Linked DNA regions of Homo sapiens: region 1 is linked to region 2. A link is a contact called in ENCODE Hi-C or POLR2A ChIA-PET data. All regions are on one chromosome and are shown on one strand. The core of a region is the stretch at or near the end of the contact, and the rest is flanking DNA. Distances in the headings are between cores, read along the strand shown.

Region 1 (4,186 bases), core at 919-3,418, 450 kb before region 2:
TCTTTACATTTTTCAGGTTCCAAGTGCTCAAGTTCTACTGGACATGAGCTTTGGGGATGCATACCTACACAAGTCTGCCTTTTCCATCTTTTTAATCTTTTCACTGAACCCGCAAGGAAAATGTCTGCTGCATCAAAAAACCCTCAGTCCACCCAAAGCACCTCAGGGCTGGTAAGAGCCTAGCTGCAGCCCACAACCACTCCCTCAAAGGCAAGGCACTAGGTCACTGTATCCACTACCACTGAAACCCCACCAGTCAGGGAAAGAACATTAAGAACATTGGTGAGAGTCGGGGCTTGGACATGTCAACCTGACAATGCACTGGTATCTTCACCCACACTCAGACACACTCAGGTACCAGCCCTAACAAGTCTTAACATGGCTGGGGCTTTATCTGCCATGTCCCTGGCACAGGCAGATAGCCAGGGAGCTGGGCACTGCCAGTCAGCAAGCAACCTGACCATGGCTCCAGACCAAGGTGTCTGCCACGACACTCTATGTGCCACACCCACCTGCAGGCTGCCTTCTTCCTCCTTGATCCCCAGCACCCTGCTGCAGCTTTATCGAGGCTGGCAAGCAGACAAGACCTCCATTGCACCCATGACCATGCCATACTAAGAGTCAGACAGTAGGACCAAAACCCACTATGAATACAGAAGCCGATCTAATGCAAATGTATCTGCATTTTAGGAGACCACTGCAATCTGGCACAGACCCAGCCTATGGAAAACAAACCCCTTGCCCCAGTTTCCCCTCCAGTCTCTGGCAGTAGAAAAAGCGGCAGGGGGCCGGGTGCGGTGGCTCACGCCTGTAATCCTAGCACTTTGGGAGGCCGAGGCGGGTGGATCACCTGAGGTCAGGAGTTCGAGACCAGCTTGGCCAACATGGAGAAACCCCGTCTCTACTAAAAATACAAAAATTAGCCGGGCGTGGTGGCGGGCACCGGTAATCCCAGCTACTTGGGAGGCTGAGGCAGGAGAGTCACTTGAACCCGGGGGACGGAGGTTGCAGTGAACTGAGATCCCACCACTTCACTCCAGCCTGGGCAAAAGAGAATCTGTCTCAAAAAAAAAAAAAAAAAAAAAAGACAAGAAAGAAAAAGCGGCAGGGCTCTCACTTTGCCACTCTCGTGTTTATCTGCTTTTTACAGCAAAAGATGCATGAAAGTAATTAGCAATAATAATTGCTTCCTAATGCCCCGTAGTTGTCTCTGGAGACCATCTTTCTGGAACTTTCCCTGCGTAAGTTCTTTGGTAATGAGTCTCCTAAGAAGCTCCTGAAAGTGGGATCTAGCGTTGGCTGACAGACAGGGAAATAGGCAATTTTCCAAGTTTGATTTTAACTGAAATTTGGAACTCAGAGTACTTCTGGTCCCTCCTTCAGGGATATGAACGTTAGGAGATGGAACCCGGGCACAATTCGCATCCTTGGGAACCGAGGCTTTCCCACTATCCCCTGCCACGAGGAGCGGCCCGGGGGATCCGGGGGAGACACGCAGAGTGGGGTGTGAGTCGGAGACCCTGGGACCACCTAGCCCGCGCGCGCTTCCGGTAGGGCGCAGAGGAGGTAGTGGCCCCGGCCCGTACTCCCAGCAGGCCTCAATTTCCCATTCTTGAAGGGGGTCTCCCGTGCGACCCAGGGCCCTGGAGGGCCGCTCACCTCTCGCGCCGAGCGGAGCTGCTGGCGCAGAGCGTCCTTGCAGCCGTAGGGGCCACCTTCGCCAGCGCCGCGGGGCTGGAAGTGCGTCTCGACACGCGTGGCGCCGCGGTAGGCGCCCTGGTAGAAGGCGGGCCAGCCAAGCTCCAACAGCGGTGGCTCCAGGTCCGACTGCTCGGGGAAGTAGGTGCCCGAAGAGCAGTCGTGCGAGGAGCCGAACGAGTCCTCGGCCGCCGCCGCCGCCGCCGCGCCCTCCTCTCCCGGCCTCTCCGCCGCGCGCAGAATGGCGTGCACCTCATCGGGGTTCAGGAAACGAGCCAGGCGCTCGCGTCGCAGGAAGGCCGCGAAGGCTTCGGGGCCGCCCGCCACCAGCTCCTCCAGAGCCAGGCGCCGTGACTCGCTGAACAGCTCGGTCGGGTTGGGCGGCCCGCACGGCGACAGGCAGGCGGCGGGCACCTCGTCCAGGCCCTCGGACAGCAGAGCCATGGCGGCGCTCGGACTCGACAGCCCTCGGACAAAAACCGGCGTGCAGTCCCGCTTTATAGGCAACCTTTGAATCAAACAGGCCCGCGCCATTGGCCGCACCTCCCCGCCTCGGCTCTCCCATTGGCTGCTTTCCTTCCAATAGCGGAGCGAGGCGGGGCGCAAGCCTCTACGGCTCCGCCCCCTGATGCGTTATTGGCTGCGATGCTGGGCTTGCTAAGAGGAATTTAAACTTGCAGGGGCGAGGCGGGCCGCAGAGCAGGGACAGAGCGGGGAGAGCCGAGCTCCTGGCCATCCCAGCGCGCCCCCTGCCGGTCGCCCCGCTGCGCGGCCGTGCAAGGCCAGGGACAGTCAGGCCTAGACAACGAGGAGAGGCAGGTGCCGACTCCCGGAGACTCTGGCCACGCTGCTCCTAGGCTCTCAGTGCTTTGGCATGGCCAACCATATCGCCTTTATCACCTGCCTTTAACCATGTATTCATTCATTCAAAGAATACCGGCTCATCGTATTAGGACTGCTCCTTTGATTACACCCTCGGGTAGTCTTCTCTCATTTCATCGATTTTTGCCTTGTAAAACCCCAACCAACCGTGGTTATACCCTACTTTCCACCTGCACCCCGGCAGCCCTACAGGGCTGAAGAAAAAACAAAAAGAGCGTAACCATGCTTACTGACTGGTCATGTTTTAAATTCATAATCCGTAAGACTGCCTGCTAGGAGGCCGGGCGCGGTGGCTCACGCCTGTAATCCCAGCACTTTAGGAGGCCGAGGAGGGCGGATCACCTAAGGTCAGGCGTTTGAGACTAGCCTGACCAACACGGTGAAACCCCGTCTCTACTAAAAATACAAAAATTAGCCAGGTGTCTTGGTGTACGCCTGTAATCCCAGATACTCGGGAGGCTGAGGCAGGAGAATCACTTGAACGCGGGAGGCGGATGTTGCAGTGAGTCGAGATAGCACCACTGCACTCCAGCCTGGGCGACAAGATCGAAACTCCATCTAAAAACAAAACAAAACAAAACAAAAGCAAACAAACAAAAAAACTGCCTGGTAGGCCGCATTTCCCTCATTCTCTCTACCTTTTCCTCTCTGACAGCTTGTCTTCCATGTCAGCAAGAACACAGAAACAGTAAGAAGGGAACGTCCACGTGCGGCCATCTAGTCTACCTTCCTGTCTGCATCTCTGCCCGTATACTGGGCATTGATGAACTGTGCCTGTGCCCATCCAACCCCAACCCCTCTGCCTGGGCATTTCCAGCCCCTCTACTACTCACCAGCATCGCTCCAGCAATCTTCTTCTTTCTCCTGGAACATCAGCTTCCCTCTTTACCGATTCATTTCTATCAGCCTACAAGCATGCTGAAATATTTTTCATCTTAAAACAACCCTCTCTTGACCCTACATTCCTCTAAAGCTCCCCATCTCACTTCTTATTTTTGCAGCATAGAATCTCAGATGTGGCTGGCCATGGTGACTTACACCTGTAATCCCAGCACTGTGGGAGGCCAAGGGAAGAGGATCACTTGAGCCCAGGAGTTTGAGACCAGCCTGGGCAGCATAGTGAGACCCTGTCTTTACAAAAAAATACAAAAGTTAGCTGGGCATGGTGGTGCGCCTAACTTTTAGTGCATGGCAGTGCTCATGATGGTCCCAGCCAGTGGGAAGGCTGAGGCAAGAGATCACTTGAGCCCAGGAGTTTGCAGCTGTAGTGAACTATGATCACACCACTGCACCCCAGCCTGGGTGACAGAGTAAGACCCTGTCTCAGAAAAAGAAAGAAAGAAAAGAAAAGAAAAGAAACCCTCAAACCAGTTGTCTATACTTGCTGTCTCCAGTTCCCTTCCAGCCCTCTTCAATCAGGCTAAAACCCCCACTGCTTTACCAAAACCTCTTGTCAGGTTCATCATGAGTTCCACAGAGCTAAATCCAACAGTCAATTTTCAGTCGTCATCTTTTTTATGTAAATGAAAAGTGGGTCATAAATGTGAGATGTTACCATTATTATTTAGCAACCAATAACCTTTTTAAATGGATGAATGCCTGCCGC
Region 2 (3,940 bases), core at 1,162-3,661:
CCCATCTGCTTGTATTTACCAAATACCAACAAGGCAGTGGCATTTAGTGGATGACAACTAAACACTTTTTTGGACAATGAAGTAGGGAACACATGCAAAGGTCTAACAGTAATAAAAAGACTTTCCCTACAGACATGATTGCGTCCGATTGTGATAGAATCAGACATTAAAAATCAAACAATGTTGATTGCACATGGTTAGTTACAGAGTGCCTTGCAATTGGTAAGAACTCAATGTGTGTGTTCAACTGCTGGACAAATTGCTGAACATAACTAGAATACTCACTCCTAAGCAAAAAGAACAAAACTCTATAAGCTGGGAACTACCAAACATCTTTTACAAAAATGGAAATAGAGAAGAATCTGTTCGCAACATGATCTATCTATGACATAAAAGGACCCAAACATTCCACTGAGTAAAAGCTTTGTGAGTCTGTATGTCAAAGCACTGGAAGGAATACAGAGATGAAGAAAACATAGTCCCTGCCCTAAAGCTTCTCATAATCTAGAAGTAGGGATAGAACTACAACTCAGAAAAATAACTGATAAGTTTCACTACGATGTTCCTAAAGAGCAAATTGGAAGGACTCAAGGTGGGTAGGGGTCAGGGACAGAGGTATCTTGAAGGGAATGCTTAAAGCTAATGCAGCCAGAGACAGGAAGAAAAGGGTATGTAGGCCTGGCACAGTGGCTCGCATCTGTAATCCCACCACTATGGCAGACCATAGTGGGTGGACTGCTTCAGCCCAGGAGTTTGAGACCAGCCTGGGCAACATGGAGAAACCCCATCTCTACAAAAAAAATTCAAAAATTAGCCAAGCGTGGTAGTCCCAGCTACTTGAGAGGCTGAGGTGGGAGGACTGCTTGAGCTCAGGAGGCGGAAGTTGCAGTGAGCCAAGATCATGCCACTGCATTCCAGCCTGGGCAACAGAGCAAGACTCTGTCTAAAAAAAAGAAAGAAAGAAAAGAAAAGGGTGTGTATATGCATATAGGAGAGAGCAGAAGTGTGTGCGTTTGGGTGGGATGGCCAGAACGTTCAGAGGATGGTCTAGGCAGACTTCCAGCATATGTAAAAACGACCCAGAGGTTACAGACGCTACACCTATAAGTACTGTATATTTAGGAAAATTGCAAACGAGCAGTTTGCATAAGATGCATACATTTTAAATGTTCCAGATGACTCAGAATCCCTGCAGAGAATTCCATCCCTAACAGTCTTTCACAAGGTGTAGTGGTCAGTCAACCTAAAGATCTCTGCGGGTGGAACCTGCAAGTTTAACAAGCTCCCAGACAATTCTCCTGCACACTTAAGCTGGAGAAAGAGAGATGCTTTTTGAGATGCAGAATTATCAAATTACATGCGGTTCCCAAACTTTGCTGCAAGCTGGAATCACTTGGGCATCTTTAAAAAAAAAATATTGAAGTCTGGCTTTCAACTCCAGACATTCTGATTGTTTTGGTCTGGGATGCCACATGGGCATCAGAAACCTTTACAATTTCCCCCAGGTGATTCTACAGTGTAGCAAAGTTGGAGAGCCACTGCCCTAATTGTTAAGCACTTGGGTCGGATGCTCCGGTTCAAATTACTAGCTATGTGACCTTGGGTAATTAAGTCACCCAACCACCCAGGGACTCAGTTGCCTCGTCAGTAAAATGGGGACAACAATCCTACCTCACAGGGTTGCTGTGAAGTTAGACGTGGAGAACGTAATGGCCTGGCATGATGCCTGGCGGATAAGAAGCGCTTAATGGGGGTTAGCTGTTTACTCCCATCATCAACTCTCCCTCATCAAAGTGTCACTGTGCAATGGGCAGCATCGTCCCCACTGGGCGGCAGCAACTTGCCTAACCTTTCTGCTGGACCAAATTCTTTGCGGGAGTTGTCTAGCTCCGCTCCAGACCCGCCCCCTCCCCCAGGTTGCCAGGAGAGAGCTTCGCCTGGCCGGGGTAGCTCCCAAGGATTAGACCGGGTTTACACAGACTCGACAGCAGCCGCCCACTCCAGGGCCAAGCTTTCCCCGCCCCCGTGGGTCTCCCAAAAATTTGCAGATGAGCTTCCAAAGGCCGGGCCCCTGGAGCACCCAGAGCCGAGAAACAAGCCTCAGCCGTCCCTTGACCGCCAGGTGGGGAAGAGAGGGAAGGAGAGGGGAGGGTCCGGCCGCGGCGGGGCCGGCTGCCCGGTTACCTGAGGCGACGGGCGGGGCCCGCATCGCCGGGGCGGGCGCCGCCGCCGGCCGTCCTCGGCCTTCCGCCTCACGCGACCCGCGCCATAGGGCTGGCGCTTTCACCGCCCTGGCCGGCCGTCCTCAGGCGGTCCGTCAGTCCACCCGTCAGCGACTCTCCCAGGGCGCCAAGGGACGACGAAGGCCACTCGAGCCAGCCGGCTGGGATCTGCTCAGGCAACTTCCGACTGCCAGGGGCGGCGGCGTCAAATAACTCCCCAGCCAAGTGGGCCACTGCGCGTGCGCGGTGCGCCTAATCAGAGCTTTCTACGGGGCTGAACCGGTGGCGTCAAATAATTCCCGAGACACAGAGCCGGAAGCTGCGCCTGCGCAGCTATCCCAGATCGCCGCGCGGGACGCATTGCGTTCCTCCCATTCCGGATCAAGTGGAGAGGGAGGAGTGAAGTGACGGATGCACCTACCTCATCGCGGCACAGAGGAGGCGCTCTACCTGCGTCCTTAGGAATCTTACGGCATCCACTCTACCTGCTTTCGGTGCAGACGGATAAGGGGCTTCTCTGCAAGATTCTGGCTCCCACCTAGGTTCTAGGAATTTCTCCCATCCCACCATTACAGCACTCTTCCTCTGAAATGATGCCCTTTGCTCGCCGCCGTCTTATTACACGGGCACAGCATTAATTATGAACAGTGCTCTATTCCAGGCCCGGTGTGGGTTACAAAGGTGAATCGAACATAAGATTTAGAGCCTCTCATTAAAGAGCTGAATCTGATCGAGATAAGACAGTAGTAATAATACTAAGAGATACTACTTCGAGCACCTGCCATGCGCTAGACATTTTGTAAACAGTACCACTTTCAATAATTTGCTTTCACTTCAACGAAGAAAATAATACCATTGGAGAGGTACAGCTTAAGTGCTTTGAGAATCTAAAGGAGGAAACTTGGACTGAGAAAGAAGAGGAGGGAGGGATGGTGGAATTCTTCACGGAGGACCTGGCCTTGAGACTGACCTTGGGTATTGAGAGAGGGAGGAGGGGTCAGGGTGTTGAGTAGAGGTGAAGGCACGGTTGTCTGAAAAGCAGAAGGGAGCAAAGAAGATTCTGACTCCTCACCTCAGTTAGAAGAGACTATGGAGGAATGAGTGATAAGGGAACTAGTATCCTCACAGAAAGGGTAAAACTGAAGAGTGTTTCCTCAAGACCACACCTCACCCCCCAGAAAAATAGCTACAGGAAGGAAGAGGGAAAAGGAGGGTAAGAATGTGCTAGGACAGGAACGAGGCTATGTCCAGGACACTGGATCCAAGCAATACATTTCAATTAAACACAGTGTGACAAATTATGTAGTTGGCTAACTCAAGATCTATTTCAACCACTCCCTTGCCTTTCTATACTACAGGGGCTGAAAAGCAAAGCACACAACTCTCAACTTTCTTTGCTGCTAAGGGTGGCAGTGAGACAAAGTCCTGGCCACTGAGATGTAGGCAGAAGTATCAAAGGAGACCTTCCCTTCCTTCTTCCCTTGGAGAAGTTTGTGTCCTTCACTTTTCCCCTGCTTCATGCTTGGAACTGGGTAACACCTGGGAGCACAGCAGCCTAGAGGCCATGAGGAGGGCTGTGCTGAGGAAGGTGGAGCAGAAAGACAGGAGCCTGTTTGTTTAAGTCATACTCAAGCAGCTACACAAACCCTGTACTACCTTCCTGTCTTATCGGGATGAGGGATCTTATATATACCAGAGTTTGTTGAGTTTTATGTTAC

Evidence for each region. A loop is a pair of places that touch in the nucleus more often than their neighbours do. ChIA-PET counts read pairs that join two places held with the same protein, here RNA polymerase II (POLR2A). Pooled maps may share reads with other maps.
Region 1: a map of CD4-positive, alpha-beta memory T cell shows a loop between it and region 2 (15-fold over the local background). The contact joins the promoter of FAM83D here to the promoter of RALGAPB in region 2. A Hi-C loop is called at or near these places in 1 of 168 maps with a recorded cell type or tissue (CD4-positive, alpha-beta memory T cell), 1 of 37 single-sample maps with no recorded cell type and 9 of 50 pooled maps. POLR2A ChIA-PET finds 5 or more read pairs at or near these places in 3 of 52 experiments (Caco-2, WTC11 and activated T-cell).

What each region holds. Positions count from the first base shown.
Region 1 is chr20:38,924,399-38,928,584 of GRCh38, reverse strand. FAM83D (family with sequence similarity 83 member D) reads right to left here and starts at 2,168. Exons shown (of 4, transcript NM_030919.3): 1 at 1,660-2,168. The coding sequence starts at 2,142. RefSeq lists enhancers at 506-595, 1,981-2,080 and a silencer at 2,191-2,550.
Region 2 is chr20:38,471,314-38,475,253 of GRCh38, reverse strand. It overlaps RALGAPB (Ral GTPase activating protein non-catalytic subunit beta), which reads right to left and starts at 2,411. Exons shown (of 30, transcript NM_020336.4): 1 at 2,185-2,411. RefSeq lists a silencer at 2,131-2,330 and an enhancer at 2,621-2,690.